3 separate regions of the Homo sapiens genome follow, and all the other regions are linked to region 2. The links are chromatin loops, found by intact Hi-C in ENCODE. Cell type or tissue: chondrocyte. All regions are shown on one strand. Links, peaks and the distances in the headings refer to the core of each region. The heading gives the core; the rest is flanking DNA.

The links. A loop is a pair of places that touch in the nucleus more often than their neighbours do. Peaks named below come from ENCODE experiments on the same cell type or tissue, not always from the same donor. Only the 100,000 strongest peaks of a DNase experiment are listed, where the experiment ranks them.
Region 1: it touches region 2 in a loop (5-fold over the local background); 22 of 110 quality-filtered maps call a loop at or near these places.
Region 3: a loop joins it to region 2, with 3 times the contacts of the local background. A loop is called at or near these places in 8 of 110 quality-filtered maps.

Annotation. Positions count from the first base shown.
Region 1 is chr3:156,171,190-156,177,090 of GRCh38, reverse strand. The region is part of intron 1 of KCNAB1 (potassium voltage-gated channel subfamily A regulatory beta subunit 1); the gene reads right to left. It also overlaps the pseudogene SNRNP40P1. Among named protein-coding and RNA genes, the nearest start is that of KCNAB1, 54 kb to the right of the region's middle. In chondrocyte, for the core only: CTCF peaks have their summits at 2,483, 2,682 and 4,906; no DNase peak of the experiment used is centred there.
Region 2 is chr3:156,507,079-156,512,979 of GRCh38, reverse strand. All of the region lies in intron 8 of KCNAB1 (potassium voltage-gated channel subfamily A regulatory beta subunit 1), which reads right to left. Among named protein-coding and RNA genes, the nearest start is that of SSR3, 45 kb to the left of the region's middle. In chondrocyte, for the core only: CTCF peaks have their summits at 2,872 and 3,081 (motif pointing right); no DNase peak of the experiment used is centred there.
Region 3 is chr3:155,993,129-155,999,029 of GRCh38, reverse strand. No RefSeq gene overlaps it. Among named protein-coding and RNA genes, the nearest start is that of KCNAB1, 120 kb to the left of the region's middle. In chondrocyte, for the core only: a CTCF peak has its summit at 3,279 (motif pointing left); no DNase peak of the experiment used is centred there.

The DNA of each region.
Region 1 (5,901 bases), core at 420-5,419, 340 kb after region 2:
TCATCATATTGCCTTCAAAAAGCTGTGGAGTAGCTGCAAGCAGATTTGAAGGATGGGGAAGGGACAGAGGCACTACAGGGACCCTATGCACTGAGGGATGGGAGAGCTCCACGGAGGAAGTGGCACAAAAATGGAGGCAGGTGGGCCTCAAAAACCCAAAGCATCATCCGGTTGCCGCCATGATAGAACAGCAGAAGCGTACAGGCCCAGAGTTACCGCTGGTCCCAGTCAAGCGGCAGCGGCATGAGTTGCTGTTGGGAGTGGCGGGATCGGGCCCTGGAGCCGGGCAGCAGCAGGCGACGCCAGGAGCTTTGCTGCAAGCAGGACCTCCGAGGTGTTCCTCCCTTCAAGCCCCAATCATGCTGCTCTCTGGACATGAAGGGGAAGTATACTGCTGCAAGTTCCACCCCCAACCGATCCACCTTAGCATCTGCAGGATTTGACCGACTGATATTGTTGTGGAATGTCTATGGTGACTGTGATAATTCTGCCATACTGAAGGAACACAGTGGAGCAGTGATGGAACTGCATTACAACACAGATGGCAGTATGCTCTTCCCAGCATCCACAGATAAAACTGTGGCTGTGTGGGATAGTGAAACGGGCAAGAGGGTTAAAACGCTAAAGGGACATACTTCCTTTGTGAATTCCTGTTATCTAGCCACCTTGTTTGCACTAGCAGTGACGATGGCACAGTTAAGCTTTGGGACTCTGGAAGAAAGCAGCCATCTAAACATTTCAGAACATGTACCAGGTGTTAGCTGTGACCTTCAATGACACAAGTGATCAGATTATTTCTGGTGGAATAGACAATGATATCAAGGTCTGGGACCTGTGCCAGAACAAACTAACCTACACCATGACAGGCCATGCAGATTCAGTGACTGGCCTGACCTTAAGTTCTGAAGGTTCTTATCTCTTGTCCAATGCAATGGACAATACAGTTCGTGTCTGGGATGTCTGGCCATTTGCCCCCAAAGAGAGGTGTGTAAACATAGTTCAAGGAAATGTGCACAACTTTGAAAAGAACCTTCTAAGATGTTCTTGGTCACCTGATGGAAGCAAAATAGCACCTGGCACAGCCGACAGGTTTGTGTATGTGTGGGATACCACAAGCAGGAGAATACTGTATGAGCTGCCCGGCCATGCTGGCTCCATCAATGAAGTTGCTTTCCACCCTGACTAGCCCTTCATTATCTCAGCATCGAGTGACAAGAGACTGTTGGGATATGGAATGGAAGACTCCAAGGCTACTTGTCTTTGAGACCTCAGACTGCATAAGTGACGTCAAATATTTATTGCCCAGGCTAGCACCCTCCCTTCAGATGACGATTACTGGCAAGAAACAGAGGAGGTGGTGGCCATATTCCAAAAACCACTGCTATCCCATTTCACCAGGATGACTAAGGCAAGCTCCCCGTGGCCTCTAAAATCCACCTGCCTGATTTCAGGAACTGTTTTGTTTTGTTTTTTGAGACAGAGTCTCGCTCTATCACCCAGGCTGGAGTGCAGTGGCGCATCTCGGCTCACTGCAAGCTCCGCCTCCCGGGTTCACGCCATTCTCCTGCCTCAGCCTCCGAGTAGCTGGGACTACAGGCACCTGCCAGCACACTCGGCTAATTTTTTGTATTTTCAGTAGAGACAGGGTTTCACTGTGTTAGCCAGGATGGTCTCGATCTCCTGACCTTGTGATCCACCCGCCTCGGCCTCCCAAAGTGCTGGGATTACAGGCATGAGCCACCGTGCCCGGCCTTCAGGGACGTTGTATTTTATTTTTTCTTTTTCTTTTTTCCTGTTTTCTAATGCCTGCCCAATGTGACAAATTTGCTGGTTGGGATTTTTTTTTTATTTAGTAACTGGCTTGTAGGATATTTTCTTTCTGTATTTCTCTAAGTGATTTTGTATTAAAAACATTTGTATTAAAAGCCTTAAAAAATAAAAAGCAAACAAACCCAAAGCACCTCTGTTTTCTGTTGATGACAGTCCAGAGGGGTAAAAATCCAAACTCACTGCAACAGATCAGAAGCCTCATGAGCTGACAATTTGGCTGAGACCACTCTAAGCCCTGTGAGGTTCTCCACCAAATAGTTGAGTAGGTAAATAAATAAATATTGTGGCAGCCAGAGAAACACCATGTTTCCCTGAAGAATTCCACTTGTAGACTTGAGGAAGAGTTCAACAACTAGCATCTGGTAAAGTTAGCTAGAAGCTGCCATATCTTCTAAAAGTGAAAGCTCACTGGCAGATGCACCCTCATTGGCAGCCCAAGCCCAGTCTTCCTGGTACCTTTTTAGACCCCTGCGTTGGTGGCTCCATGCCTCCTGATGGGAGGCTGAGCTGCTATGAGAATAAGAGGGCCTGTGGAAGCGACCACATTGGCTAAATATCAGCCCCTCCAGCTCTTCTCGACCTCGGGCACACTGATGTATGGGATAACTAACCAGCTTTAAAGAAAAGACCTAAAAAAGGACTTGGTAGGTATGTGGGTCCCTGATTTCCCATTGATACTTTGACTACAGGCTGGAACAGTCAGGGTGTCAGGGAAGGGCTCACCCATTCCTTAATGAGTAAAGAAGCATGGCATTCTCTGCTGGGAGAATTTTATTTTGCTGAATACTGTAGATCCTGCTAACTACCTACCCTTCTGATGGATGTTCACACAGCTAAAGAGCTCCTCCTGCTGAATTCTCATCAAGAAACTGGCTGCAGAAAGCAGCTCCTCCTTATAAGCTCTGCATGTAGCCCTCTGTCAGCTACATAATGTTTCTAATTCCTACCCAAGAACAAACCACTAAAAATTAATTATTGCTTGAAGGGAACAAAGAGAGAAAATACCAAGTATTTAATTCCTAAAATTATTTTGAGTAAAACTGGAGATAAGAAGGCTAGCCTTGAGCAATATCTTTGTCCCCAAATGTAGAATGTATTAGAGTTCTCTAGAGAACCAGAACTAATAGGAGGTAAACATAAAGAGATCATTACAAGGAATTTGTTCATATGATTATAGAGGCTTAAAAGTCCCATAATCGGTAGTCTGCAAGCTGGAGACTCAGGAAAGTTGGTGGTGTTGTTCCAGTACGAGTCTGAAGGCCTGAGGACCAGGAGAGCCAATGGTATATGTCACTGTCTGAGGGCAGAAGGCCAACGTCCCAGCTCAATCAATTGAATCAATTGGGCAAAGAGAGTGAATTCTGCCTTCCTCCATCTTTTGTTCTATTCAGGTCCTCAACTGATTGGATGATGGCCACTCACATCAGGAAGGGCAATCTGCTTCACACAGTCCTCTGGTACAAATGCTGATCTCATTGGAAACACCCTTACAGACACACCCAGAAATAACATTGAAACAAACATCTGGGCACCCTGTGGCCCTGTCAAGTTGACATATAAAATTAACCATCGCATACAATTTGTTGCATTTTTTTGTTACATAGAGTGTTAATAATACTGGATAAGAACTTAGAATAAATGCTGTCATTTAAAGATGGGGAAACTGAGGTCCCCAGAGAGGTTAAGGGGCTTGACTGAGACTCCCACTGACAATTGGATAGACCTGGAAGTAAAACCCAGATGAACTATGCTATTTTCTTTCCTACTGACCACTGGACAGTAATTGCTCTTATTACCTGGATGATTCATAACCCATTTCCAGTGTGTTTAACATTTATAACTAAGTAGTTAAAACTAGGAAGAGTTTCACTTACAGATGGTGATTTTTTGTGTGTTTTTTTAGACCCTCTTCTTCCCATTGTCTTATTACACCCTCACTCCCTCATCTCGGAAACACCCTGGTTAACTCACTGGCCATCTTGATAATGGTTCTGTTGCCCTGAGAGTGAAATCAGGGCTGAGCTTCTTAAGAAGAAAAGTGCTGAGTCAATTTCTACCCAATTTTGTGTCAGGGCCTTGTGACCAGGGTCCCTGCCCCTCTTAGACAGCAACACTGCCTGTTGACCGCAGTGACTTGAGGCATCCGACATTCAGATCTTCTTCCAGGCTTTTCTTTCTCTCCAGAGGAGAAGCCTTTTCTAAACACTTGCCAGATGCTTTCAATGAGCCTTACATGTCTTTCCCTAGAAGCAAAATGTTTAAGGTCCACAAGTGAATGTAATACCCACACTAGCTTCTGAAAGAAACTGCCAGATGACAGAAGGACCTTTACATCCAGAGGTGTTAGCAAAGTTGTGTGGGGCCACATGGGTAGATTGGAACTGCTCTAGCTTAAAAGGCATTAGATGCCCTGGGCTCTCTCCATGGCTAGCAAAACCCAGCTCAGAGAGTATTCTCTGCCTGCAATATTCCCCTGGGACTTTCCAGGACCTATCTCAGTCCTTTAGCCTACGGTTTTATCCCCTTGTCTTGTCTACTCTGTGACTTCATGCTGACTACCTCCAATTATCTAGAAAGGCCCCTATCTACTCTCAGTGGCCACTTGCCACTAACCACTGACCTGGGAATAAGTAACCAATCATGTCACCATCCTCATTCCCTTTTTTAAAATGCCGTTTGATAGCCGCATGTGGTGGCTCGCGCCTGTAATCCCAGCATTTTGGAAGGCCGAGGAGGGTGGATTGCTTAAGGTCAGGAGTTTGAGACCAGCCTGGCCAACATGGCGAAACCCTGTCTCCAAAAAAAGTACAAAAATTAGCTGGGTGTGGTGGTGAATGCCTGTAGTCCCCGCTACTCAGGAGGCTGAGGCACGAGAATTGCTTGAGCCTGAGAGGCAGAGGTTGCAGTGAGCTCAGATTGCACCATGGCATTCCAGCCTGGGCAACAAAGCAAGACTCTGTCTCCAAAAAAAAAAAAAAGCCATTTGAATTATGCAGAAAGGCAAGGCTTCAAAATTCTGTTATGAAACTCTGCTGTCCCTCTGTCTGTCACACATCCCCCACCAGAGGGACTTAGAGTGTGTTTGCTCATAGTATGTGGTTTAATAACAACTTCTGATGAATACAGATACGAAGAAAATTGACAAGTTTATGTGTGAATCCACTGGGCATCAAACGCTCACCTTGTTCCTAGAGATTTTTCTTGGCATAATGCCAAGAAATATAAAACCCAGTCCTGTGTGCAGTTGAAATGCATTTAGAAGGTGTGTGTGATAAGATTTCTCATTAAAGAACACCCTTGGCTGATATACACAGCCTCAAATATATTTTACTCCCAGAAATCACTTGGTCAGATTAAATAATTACAAAGATACTAGAGAAGTCTGTGATTTGTAAAAATAAGCTTACAAAATGGAATCCACCAATAGGCTAGGCATTTTTGTCACTGATTTCAAAAGAAATTTTCAGAAACTGACTGTCCAGAGAAGAGAGTTGGTTATGTACTTAGAGATTAGAGGCCATGTAGCGTTTTAACTCTCTGGAGGGCGTAGGGGAAATGAAGAGCCCTTGAAATAAACACTTTGAACAGCACAGTACATTCGCATTGGACTCTTTCTTGCAATTGGCTTCTTAAAGCAGAAAATGTTATATAAATATGAAGAACTGTCTTCAGAGAAGACATATTTCACATTCCTGCCTTTTAATGGTCCTAATGATATAAAATTGGATAAAGTACATATTGCCACTAAATGAAAAGTATAAATCTCTTTCCCTCCTGCTATCCCAATTTCCCTCAAGGAAATTCTTTCAAGCACTCTGCTTTATATTTCATGCTAATTTCTCCATTGCCAAAGGACCACTGGGGAGAAATTTGTGTTTAAAATGTAGTCATATGGATTAGGATTCTTCAGGAAAGCAATTATTCAATGACATTTATAGAAGAGAGAAACCAATATAGACTATTCTTACTCTTACAATGGATGTTCCTGCAAGGGGTGACACAGGTTAAAATGATATAAATGGGAACTGATTTCAGTGTGTGTGTGTGTGTGTGTGTGTGTGTGTGTATGTG
Region 2 (5,901 bases), core at 546-5,545:
CGGCCTCCCAAAGTACTGGGATTACAGGCGTGAGCCACTGCTCCCGTCCTTCTGTAAACTATTTTTAATTGCCCTTGATTTCTTTTTTGGAAGATGGAAATGCTTTCATTCACCATTGTGTGTCCAACAGAGGTAAAAGCTGGCTTATAAGCAAAATAGTTTTCTTTTTCTTGGAGAAAGACTCTAGAATATCAAATTATTGCCTAGCAACTAAAACTATGAAGTTCATTCTCCATTTATAAAACATATGATTAAAAAAGTGTAAGGAACCGCTTTTCTTCTCTTTCATTATACAAATGGAGATGCGTGCCTATGATAAACAGTTCCAGAAGTTGAAAACAATGATATGAATCTCTGCCCCAGATAGATTCTGTCTTTAGATGTCTCCATCACTGCACCAGCTCCCTTTCCCTTCACATCCTGTGTCATTCAGAGCTGGGAGTTCAGCCAATCAACAGTATCTACTAGGTGTCTGCTGTTCTGGGTGCTGGAGATACTGTGGTGAATCAAACATGCTGATAAACACAGAAGAGGTTAACAGAGAATAAACTGGACCTGGCCTCTCCCTTAACTCTGTCTCTGCCATCAAGTAAGACAGGCACAGAATGCTGACAGGTGGCTTGGGCACGTGGGAGTCCTTGACAAAAGCAGTGAAGATGGAGTGGAAGTTGTGACTCTTCCTGCACATGCATTTAATTATACAACACACAAGTATTAAAAGCTTAATGTTTGCCAGTCACTGTGCTGGTTGCTGGATTCTTCTGTGAGTAAAACAGACACAAATTTCCTGGACTCAGGGAGTTTCAAGTTGAGTGAGAGATGGAGGGGTAAACAAGTAAGTCATTATAAAATGTAAAGTGTTATAAAGAAAATAACACAGGGGACTGGGACAGGAAATGAAAGAGAAGACATATTTAGTGCAGTAAGGAAGGTCTCACTGAAGAGCAATCATGTTTAGGCATAAAAAAGAAAAAAGGAACCATCCTTGTGAAGAACAGTGGAAGAGCATTCGAGGCAGATGATGTAGTATGCGCCTAGGCCCTGAGGAAGGACAGAGCTTAGTGAGTCCCAGCAATGGGAGGGAAGGAGGACAGGGGTATGAGATGAAGTTGGCAGAGGGCAAACCATGTCATTTGTATGTTATTCAAGGTTTAATCAAGGCATTAACATTTTATCAGGTAAGGGGATGGTAGAATATAGTTTGCATTTCAGAACAGTCTCTGTGCTGTGGAGAATCATTAGTAACAGGGAGGACTGGAGGAAGTAGAAAGAGCTTGAGGAAGGTATTGTTGTATTCTAGGCAGGAGATGAGGGTGATTTGTAATAGGGTGATGATGGCAAACAGAGAGAGTGGTGGATGGATTCAAAATAGATGTTGAAGGCAGAATCCACAATACTTACAGATGGACTGAGTGTGGTCAGGGAAAGGGAGGAATTAAAGCTGTTTCCCAGATATCTGGCTGTTTACAGAGATAAGGGAGACTGAAGGAAGAACAGGTTTGGGAGAAAAATCGAGGGTTCTTCTTTGGACATGTGAAAAATGGAGATGCATGTGAGATACTAAAAGGGAGATGACGGGCGGGGCACGGTGGCTCACACCTGTAATCCCAGCACTTTGGGAGGCCGAGGCGGGTGGATCACGAGGTCAGGAGATCGAGACCATCCTGGCTAACACGGTGAAACCCCGTCTCTACTAAAAATACAGAAAATTAGCCGGGCGTGGTGGCGGGTGCCTGTAGTCCCAGCTACTCGGGAGGCTGAGGCAAGAGAATGGCATGAACCTGGGAGGTGGAGCTCGCAGTAAGCCGAGATCACGCCACTGCACTCCAGCATGGGGGACAGAGCAAGACTCCGTCTCAAAAAAAATAAAAAATAAAAAATAAAGGGGAGATGTCAAGTGGATATTTAATAGTTGGATAAATACGACAGTGAGCAATCTGGGCCAGAGGTGTATATACATTTATTAGTTACCAGTCTATTGATTATATTTAAATTCATGAAAATGGATGAGCCTTGTAAGGAAAGTCTATAGACAGAAAAGAGAAGAGTTTCTGATGGCCAGCCCAGGGGTTAGAGAGAGGACCCATGCAGGATGCTGGGTAGCCGGCAGCCAAAGGGGCAGGAGGGAAGCCGGCACACAGGGATGTGTCAGACCAAGAGCAGAGGGCACTTCAAGAGGGAGCCATGCCCACAGGGTGGAACGCCATGGACATTTGTGTCAGAACAGCCCCAAACAGTGTCCACTGGATTTGGCCATATGTAGGGAGACCACTGCAGACCATGAGAAAAGCAGCTTCAGTGTCAGTGATGTGATGGGATCAAGCAAGGTTGGAGCCATTGGAAGCCACTCAATGGAAGAATGAGTGGAAGAAGGAGAGGCCTTAAACACAATGCATTCAATAAGTTTGGAAGAGAAATAGGACAGGAGCTGAAGGGATATTCAGGGTCACGGGACATTAAGAGTAAGCCTGTGTGCCATTTGGAGTGACCTAGGAAGAGGGAGTTATTGATGAAATGGCCTCGGGGCTGGGAAGGAAGAGGGAGAGAGACTTGATAAAGGGAGAGGGAGGAGGGACAGAGCCCCTAGAGGTAAGAAGGACACTTTTGTCAAGATGATGGGACCCAGGGAGGTTTGTAGAACCATCATGGGAAGACATGGCAGCACCTGTTTGATGAATTCTAGTCTCAATAAACTGTGAACCAAGTGTAAAAGGAGGCATGAGATGTGTAGCAGAAATGAGAAAAAGGTGAGGAGAGCCTCTGCGAGGCACTCCAATGCCTCAGGTCTTTTTGTTGCTGGTAGTTTTTTCCTCATTGTTTAGTTTTGACTCTGAAGAGAAAAGCTTGGTGGAATTGGGAAAAGGGAACTCTGTGAGTTCTTGTCCTGGAAGGAGGCTGCAACATCAAAAGCAGGGAGAAATTGCAGGAGAACCAAGAGGCTGCAGTTTTGGAGATTCATGTTGCCATGAATTAAAATTTAATTCTATTTCAGAGAAAAATTCGTTTAGCTTACTAATAGGAAACAACCATACTGATGGCCAAGGTGGGTTTTTACATGATTTGAATAATTAAGAACACTAGAGGGCAGCATTGCTGAAAGGAAAAATCAACTGTCTTCTAGATACTGTTAAGTGCATAACATGGAGATGCCTTTTAAAAGCCTCCTAGGCAGAATAACAATTCTGAGTGAGGAAAGGATGTTAGAAAGATAGTTTAGTGCACTGCATCACCTGCCTCTGGGAAAGGAGACTCAGACAAATGTGATTAAACCTGATAACCCAGTACTGAATGTGACTCTCCTGGTCTGGGCTCCTTCCCTAGTTTTCCAGAAGCCTTAATCCCAGTGGTTCTCAACTCCGACTACATATTAGAAACACCTGGAGTGGGGGCTTTACAAACTATCCAGGCCCAGGCTCCACTGAAATTCTATTATATTAGAATCTCTTGGGGGTGAGGCCCCAGCATCGATAATAATTTAAAAACTCATCCCAGATGATGATTCTAGTGTGCAGCCAGGATTTAGAACCAACGTGCTTGTCTACACCAATGGTCTCAGGGTGTAGCTCCTGGACCAGCAGCAGCAGCAGCAGCAGCAGCAGCAGCACCTGGAAACTTGTTACAAATGCAAATCCCAGGGCCTCACCCCAGACTTAGTAAATTACAAAGTCTGCATATGTGTTTTAAGCAGCCTTTCAAGTAATGCTGACACACACTGCTTTATACTATTCCCAAGTAAGCCATTTCAATGGATACAAACGTCTTCCTATATTTCCTCTTTTGCTTTTTTATCTAACCCAAGTGCTTCATGCTATAATCTTTAGTTATTTGCCTTAGTACATAAGCAAACAGATAGCTAGTATGATATCTACTCTCTCTCTCTCTTCCTCTCCCTCTTTCCCCTCCGCCCCACTCCACCACCATGAATCAGAATCGCCTGGGAAATTTGGCAAAAATGCTGAGGTCCAGGTCCTAGCCTCCTTCAGTGAGCCAGGGCCTTTGTATTAGTTTCATTAGCTCTCAATCACAAACTTTTAGAAAAACTGACTAAACTATTGAAAGACTTTGTTAAGTCCTCCCTCTGCGCTCCTTTCCAGGTTGAAATAATCATTATTCTTTAACCTAATGATGCCTCCCCAGCGCTCACCCGCCACAGGCAGCTCTCGTACATACTCCCTGTATCCCTAGCACACAGGTGGCTCCCTATAAATGCTGCAGGTCCACTTTGTTTCCCTGAGTACTCAATTTCCTTCTGTAAAGTGAGAAATGATATGGATGTTGTGAAATTCTTTCAAAGCTTGACGTGGGATAATGGGTGTAGAATAACTTGTGAATTTGAAACAGTAACACAAACTGAAAATGGCCCAGGTTTCTTCTCAAATAGGCCCAGATTCTAACATTTTGGGGACAGTTGTTTCAGTAATGTAGGCCATCAATGTTTTAAAAAATATGCATTTTATGTCAAAGAAATTAATACAACTATTTGTTCTGAGTGAAAACAATTTTGGTTGATCAATATTTTAATTTTCTAAATTGGATCACATGCCAAAAGTGGTAGCTCACATTAAACTTTTTTTCCTGCAAAATGTTCCCTAGAACTTTGAAAGTTGTAAGCAAATAGTTGTACTGCATGAACAATAAGCCATAGGGGTAAAGATAAAAATATGCTTATTAGAAATTAATGTTTTGATCAGATAAAATGTACTCAAATTAATCTGGCCACAGAGATAAAAGCAAAAGATAAAAAAGATAAAAGCAAAAGAAGCCTTAGAGGTAATCCAGTGCAGTTCCTTCTTATTCTAGATGAGGAAACAGGTTAGGAGTGAAGTTTTTAGGCATAATTAAAAGCTTGAATATTATTAACAATTATAAATATTTTAAATATGCTTGCAAAATACTGAGAAAAAACATGCAAAATAATTGTATTATTTAGTGGAATTACATGCAATTTTGTTCTTAATTTTTCACATTTCCAGTAAATATGTTATACTTTTATGTAAAAAAGAAGAATGATTATCTAACAAGCAAAGGCACCACTTTAGACACTAACATATTATATATTTAACCAAATAAAATTGCTATTTTTAGAGCCCCATAATAGTTTAATATTGACAGTATCCTATGGTTCAACCCAGCTGATATCAGATTTTTTTTTTTAAGAGGCAAGGATCAAGATGGAGGCTACAACACTGGTATAATGCAAGAATTTGGTTTCATCAGAGGAGTTGCTGTTAACACTAATAAAAAATAGGCCTAGACCTAGGCACAATTTTTACTTCAGGTCAGCTGTTTGTGATTTATCTACCTTAAGTTGTTTATTTATTTAACTTCAGAAGCTTGTGGTGGTGGTGGTTTATAACTGTACTGCTTTGAAGCTTAGAGGAATCATCTTGAATCTTGATCAGTCCTTCATATTCTGAGCTGCAGAGAATCCTCTCAGCTTGATGCCTGGAGATAGAGGACTATCATTCTTCAGAGGACTGGAAACTTATAATCATAAATGAAATGATGTCATCCTTAGTATGGATCATGAGTCACATATCTTAAAGGTTTGCTGAATGTCTGAGGACAGCCTGGTTCCATTTGCCTTACAGAGCATGTATTAGGATGCAGGAGACATTGTTTTTTTTTGGTCCCATCACAGTCACTAACCTTTGACATCTCTTGTCCTTGCTGAGATCTCAGTTTCTTCAATGCAAATGAGCAGATTGATATTAATTAAGCATATACTTAATCTTGACAGTAACTGTTTAGGTGGGAATATTTGAATCCCATTTTGTTGAGGAAGAACCTGAGACTCAGAAAGATAAAATCACTTGGGCCAGGTCTCAGCAGATAGTCTATAGACCCCATCTAGCTTTGAAGTTCTGTGATCTGTCATCGTGAGAGGTTCTTTGCATAATG
Region 3 (5,901 bases), core at 321-5,320, 510 kb after region 2:
AGCAAAAGAAATTATCATCAGAGTGAACAGGCAACCTACAGAATGGGAGAAAGTTTTTGCCATCTGACAAAGGTCTAACATCCAGAATCTACAAGGAACTTAAACAAATGTACAAGAAAAAAATAGCCCCATCAAAAAGTGGGTGAAGGATATGAACAGACACTTCTCAAAAGAAGACATTTATGCAGCCCGCAAACATATGAAAAAAAGCTCATCATCACTGGTCACTAGAGAAACGCAAATCAAAACCACAATGAGATACCATCTCATGCCAGTTAGAATGGTGATCATTAAAAAGTCACGAAACAACAGATGCTGGAGAGGATGTGGAAAAATAGGAATGCCTTTACACTGTTGGTGGGAGTGTAAATTAGTTCAACCATTGCAGAAGACAGTGTGGCAATTCCTCAAGGATGTAGAACCAGTAATACCATTTGGCCCAGCAATCTCATTGCTGAGCATATACCCAAAGGATTATAAATCATTCCACTACAAAGACACATGCACACGTATGTTTATTGCAGCACTGTTCACAATAGCAAAGACTTAGAACCAACCCAAATGCTCATCAATGATAGACCAGATAAAGAAAATGTGGCACATTTACACCATAGAATACTATGCAGCCATAAAAAAGGATGAGTTCATGTCCTTTCCAGGGACATGGATGAAGCTGGAAGCCATCATTCTCAGCAAACTAACACAAGAACAGAAAACCAAACATGGCACGATCTCATTCATAAATGGGAGTTGAACAATGAGAACACATGGACACATGGAGTGGAACTCCAGGGCCCATTGGGGATTGAACGGATAGGTAAGGGATAGCATTATAGAAATACCTAATGTAGATGATGGGTTGATGGGTGCAGCAAACCACCATGGCACGTGTATACCTATGTAACAAACCTGCACGTTCTGCACATGTATCCCAGAACTTAAAGTATAAAAAGAGAAAATACAAGCAAATTTAAAACTATTTGCTGATAATTATGTCATTAACATCCTTGAAGTCAGTGAAATTTTTCTTTTACAATCATTTTGGATTGGTCACTTATCAACAGAAATAAACATCAGAATAAAATTATAACAAATAATCAATTTATTATTTCATTTAATATTCTCCATTTTCTTTTCTTTTCTTTTTTTTTTTTTTTTTTTTTGAGATGGAGTCTTCAATTGTCACCCAGGCTGGAGTGCAGTGGCGCGATCTCAGCTCACTGCAAGCTCCACCTCCCAGGTTCACGCCATTCTCCTGCCTCAGCCTCCCGAGTAGCTGGGACTACAGGCGCGTGCCACCATGCCTGGCTAATTTTTTGTATTTTTAGTAGAGATGGGGTTTTACCATGTTGGCCAGGCTGGTCTTGAACCCCTGACCTCATGATCCGCCCACCTTGGCCTCCCGAAGTGTTGGGATTACAGGCGTGAGCCACCGCACTTGGCCCATTTTCTCTTTTTATGTATGTAATCTTAAGTACAGGTATTAGGCAGGAATGACTGAATTTTTTTTTTTTTTTTTTTTTTTTGAGAGGAAGTCTCACTCTGTCACCCAGGCTGGAGTGCAGTGGCGCGATTTTGGCTTGCTACAGCCTCTGCTTCCTGGGTTCAAGCAATTCTCCCACCTCAACCTCCCAACTAGCAGGGACTACAGGCGCCTGCCACCACACTCAGCTAATTTTTGTATTTTTAGTAGAGACAGGCTTTCGCCATGTTGGCCAGGGTGGCCTCAACTCCTGACCTCAAGACATCTGCCCACCTCAGCCTTCCAAAGTGCTGGGATTACAGGCGTGAGCCACTGCGCCCGGTGAGGAATGACTGAATTTTAACAAATGTTATTCTGAGCTGGCAGGAAAAAGTGTTGAAAACTTTGAAATGGGCAAATAAGATTACTGGGTGTCTTGTCCAGTGGTGCATCTTGCAACCAGACAACTCTGTAAACATAGGTCACTGCCAGCAATGCAAATGACTCCTGTTCACAGACTGCAAATGAATTTTGCCAGGGAGAAGTGCAAAATGACATCCATTTTTTTCCAAGAAGCCAGTTTTGCATTTATTAAGCAAATTCATTTCAGCATTCCTCATTGCCAATATATGGGTCTGATCTTTGAATTCTCCTGGATTGTTTGTACATATTACTGGTTCCCATTAATTAACGAATTAAATAAAATTCATTTACATTTTTCATTTTACACTTGTATTAGAATCATAATTTTATCATAATCATAATCATAATTCTCCTCAAAACTGTCTTTTCAACAGATCCAAGACACCTACACCACCCCCTTCATAAGGGGGAATTTTGAATTTCCCTTCAAAAAAAACAGATTAATTAGAAAATCATCCTTCAGAGAACATCACCAAAAAAAAATCACATGATCCTCCACCACCACCACTATTAAATTGTTTCTTTTTTGTTTTTAATGTACTAATTTAATTATAAATAAATTAGCCCATAAAGTTTAAACAATGTATAAGTATATAAAGCAGAGTGATGACGCCTCCCTAAACACTTTGGTATCACTTCCCAAAAGTAACCAATGTTAAAGATTAAAATGAACATTACATATATAGGTAAAAACTATAAGTAAGGAATCACAGGAAGGTAATATGGAGGTAAAATTAAAACTTTGGCATTGAGGTGGGAGTCTAGTTGTTACATTTGAAGTCAGAAAACAAAAATTCTATTCACCTTTTATGGCCTCCTTACGTGTACCCATGTGTTCCTTAGAAGTGCCTGTGGCCTCCTTATTCATACCTGTGTGCTCCTTGTACATACTCGTGGGCTCCTTATATGTATCTGTGTGGTTCTCATAAGAACCTATGTGCTCCTTATGCGTACCTGTGTAAAAACACACCTGCAGGAGGAGCTACACTCAGCCTCTTCAGGGCCATCTCCCATGCACCTTCTCTGGTATGCTTCACTCCTTGAGCATTTACCGTTACTCGTTTACCATTTTGCTCTTGTAACTTAATTCTTATCCTTTACTAATCTCCAAAGCCCAGGTGGAGACCCTCTATCTTAGTGCTCAGGCTTGGCCCCCTTCTAGAATATGACTTCTTTCTTTGCCTTCCAGAAAAGGGGATAAAGCAAATATTCATACCTGAAACCAGGCAAGAAAATGAAAAGCAGACCTGCTGGCAACTAGGCCATAATATTTCCAATTGCATATAAACCACAATCACAGAATAGAAACAATGTCTAAACAAGTCCATTCCAAGCCCGTATTTGGAATGAGACACAGATAAGGCCACTCTGAAATCACAAAAATAGTAAAACAGCCCCCTCTTCTGTCTAACATGAGTGACTGCTTCTCCTTTACCTCACCAAGGAAAACCACTGTCGTCCTTCTATCTTATAGATAAAAATCATTACGATATTCAGTCACAAAATTGCTCCTGCTTCCTGAAACATCCAATTCAGAATTGCTCCCCACCTCCTCAATCCTCCCTTGAATCATCCAGCACACACTCACATACTATGACAAGCTTCTTCCAACTCCTCATCATTTATTTAAGGTGCTTTCAGTCTTGCAACAGCAAGAAAAATAAGTATAATTTCTTCGTACTACAATAAATGTGTTCCTGATGGTCCTTCATTGGTGGGCTTTAATGTATAAATACTTATTTACTTTAAGGGAATATTAAATTTGATTCTGGTCTTCTAGTAATGCTTAAAAATGCTTCCCTCTGCATGTTCTGTGTCCTTCCATGTCTAATAAAGAGTCATATTGCAATGCACTTTCATATGCATTTTCTCACTTTAATTTAGCATCAAACATCTAAAGCAGGTAAAATTAATGTTTTTGTGCTCAACATTCTTTAAGGTTGAGATTTGCCTGAGTTCATTCAGAAAGTTGTGAGCAACGCCATGTAGAGTTCTGAATTCTCTACCCCTGAGAACAATCTAACACAGGGAAAGTGATCAATGAAAAGGCCAAAAGTTTACATTTATCTCCTCAAAAAATACACTGAGTGATGCAGGAGCTCCCAGAGGGGCAGCTCGATTGGAATGCACATGGGTTCAGGAATAGTGGCCACTGACACCTGAGCAACGGGCAGTTCCACATTAAGTGGAAGGCTAGTCAAATAACTTACTCCTTTTTCTTTCTCCTAGGTTCATACATACATCATCTCATTTTTAATGAGATGATGAATGAGATGTATGTACATTTAATGAGATGTATGTATGAACCTAGGAGAAAGTGTAATCCCAGCTCTTTGGGAGGCCGAGGCAGGAGGATCAGTTGAGCCCAGGAGTTCAAGACTATAGAGAAAATCAGAACTCATGACAGAACAAGTTCCAACAATGCTATTAATTAATTTAATTGCTTCTCCAAGAAGACGAGGGATCAGACATCTCCAATCCCTGACTCCTTTAACACTCCATCAGTCCCCCTCTTTAGCTAGCACCACACCAGGATTCACCTTATTCCCAGCCCTTAACCCTCCAACCTCCACATCCCTCCCCCAATTTCACAAATGGAATAAAGCTCATGAGGCTTCAGAATAGCACAACGGCCCCTAGAAACTAATTAACCTAACAACCTGCAGCTACACTACCCCATGTATGAGACCAGAAACTTTGTGAGATGTAAAGTCAACAGACACCCCAGTTGGTCATTCAGACTTCCTCCAAAACATTGCTAAGCTCACTGCCTAAGAATAAGCTTTCAGATTCCAGCTTCAGACACAAGCTGCATCCAAAGCTGTCTCCTTCGCCCAAGATATCCGAGGCACTGGCATGGCACTGGGGTTCGCCTTTCTAGTAAATCCCCCCCGGGGAGGTCTCAAGTGGCCTTTTTTACACTGCTTTCCATTTAATAACAGTTTCAATCATCAGAGTTTTTTTTGTTTTGTTTTGCTTTGTTTTTGAGACGGAGTGTCGCTCTGTCACCCAGGCTGGAGTGCAGTGGCACAATCTCGGCTCACTGCAAGCTCCGCCTTCCGGGTTCATGCCATTCTCTTGCCTCAGCCTCCCTAGCAGCTGGGACTACAGGCGCCCGCCACCACGCCCGGCTAATTTTTTGTATTTTTAGTAGAGACGGGATTTCACCATGTTAGCCAGGATGGTCTCGATCTCCTGACCTCGTGATCCACCCGCCTCAGCCTCCCAAAGTGCTGGGATTACAGGCGTGAGCCACCACGCTCGGCTCCCCAGAGATGTTTTAATAGCAGTTAACATGCGAAGGAAAAGGTCTTAATCCTTGATAGCAGAAGATTCCATGTCTCCTATGCAAATGTCACCATCATTATCCCAGCAAATTTTGAACACCTTGTTCCAAAGGATATGTATTAGAACCTAAGTCTCACTAGCTGCAAAGCCCTTACTTTTTCCACTCGCTGGCATAAAACCAATGAAAATTTGAAATACTTCAAAAAAAGACCACTGCTAGAGACTATACCCGCATTGACCAAGAACTATCAAATGACACGTTCACGCTCTCCTGCCATGACCTGCACCTTAAATAGCATGAAGACATTTATACAATTGCAAATACAAGGGAGGGTTTCAATTCTTTTAATATATAATATGGAAAGGAAATTGCTTTTCAGTGCATACACATTAACAGAATATCTTCAAGCATATTTCTATTTAGATTGTTATTTGCAAACATTGGAAATAACACATTCTATGAGCTGTCACCAGATGGATCAAACATTTGCACAACTCTCAGCTGAACATCCTAATGGAGCCTTAAAGTCACTATAATATTTGTGTGCACATTTGTGAGGATGTATGTTTGAGCCTAATTTAAAACCCAAGCATTTGATTTCCTCTAAAGAGAAGGGTTTTTGCTTTATAAAAAGCTTTCTGGACATCAAGCGTAAACACACAGCTGGGCATAGTGGCTCATGCCTGTAATCCCAGGTTTTTGGGAGGCCGAGGCAGGAGGATCAGTT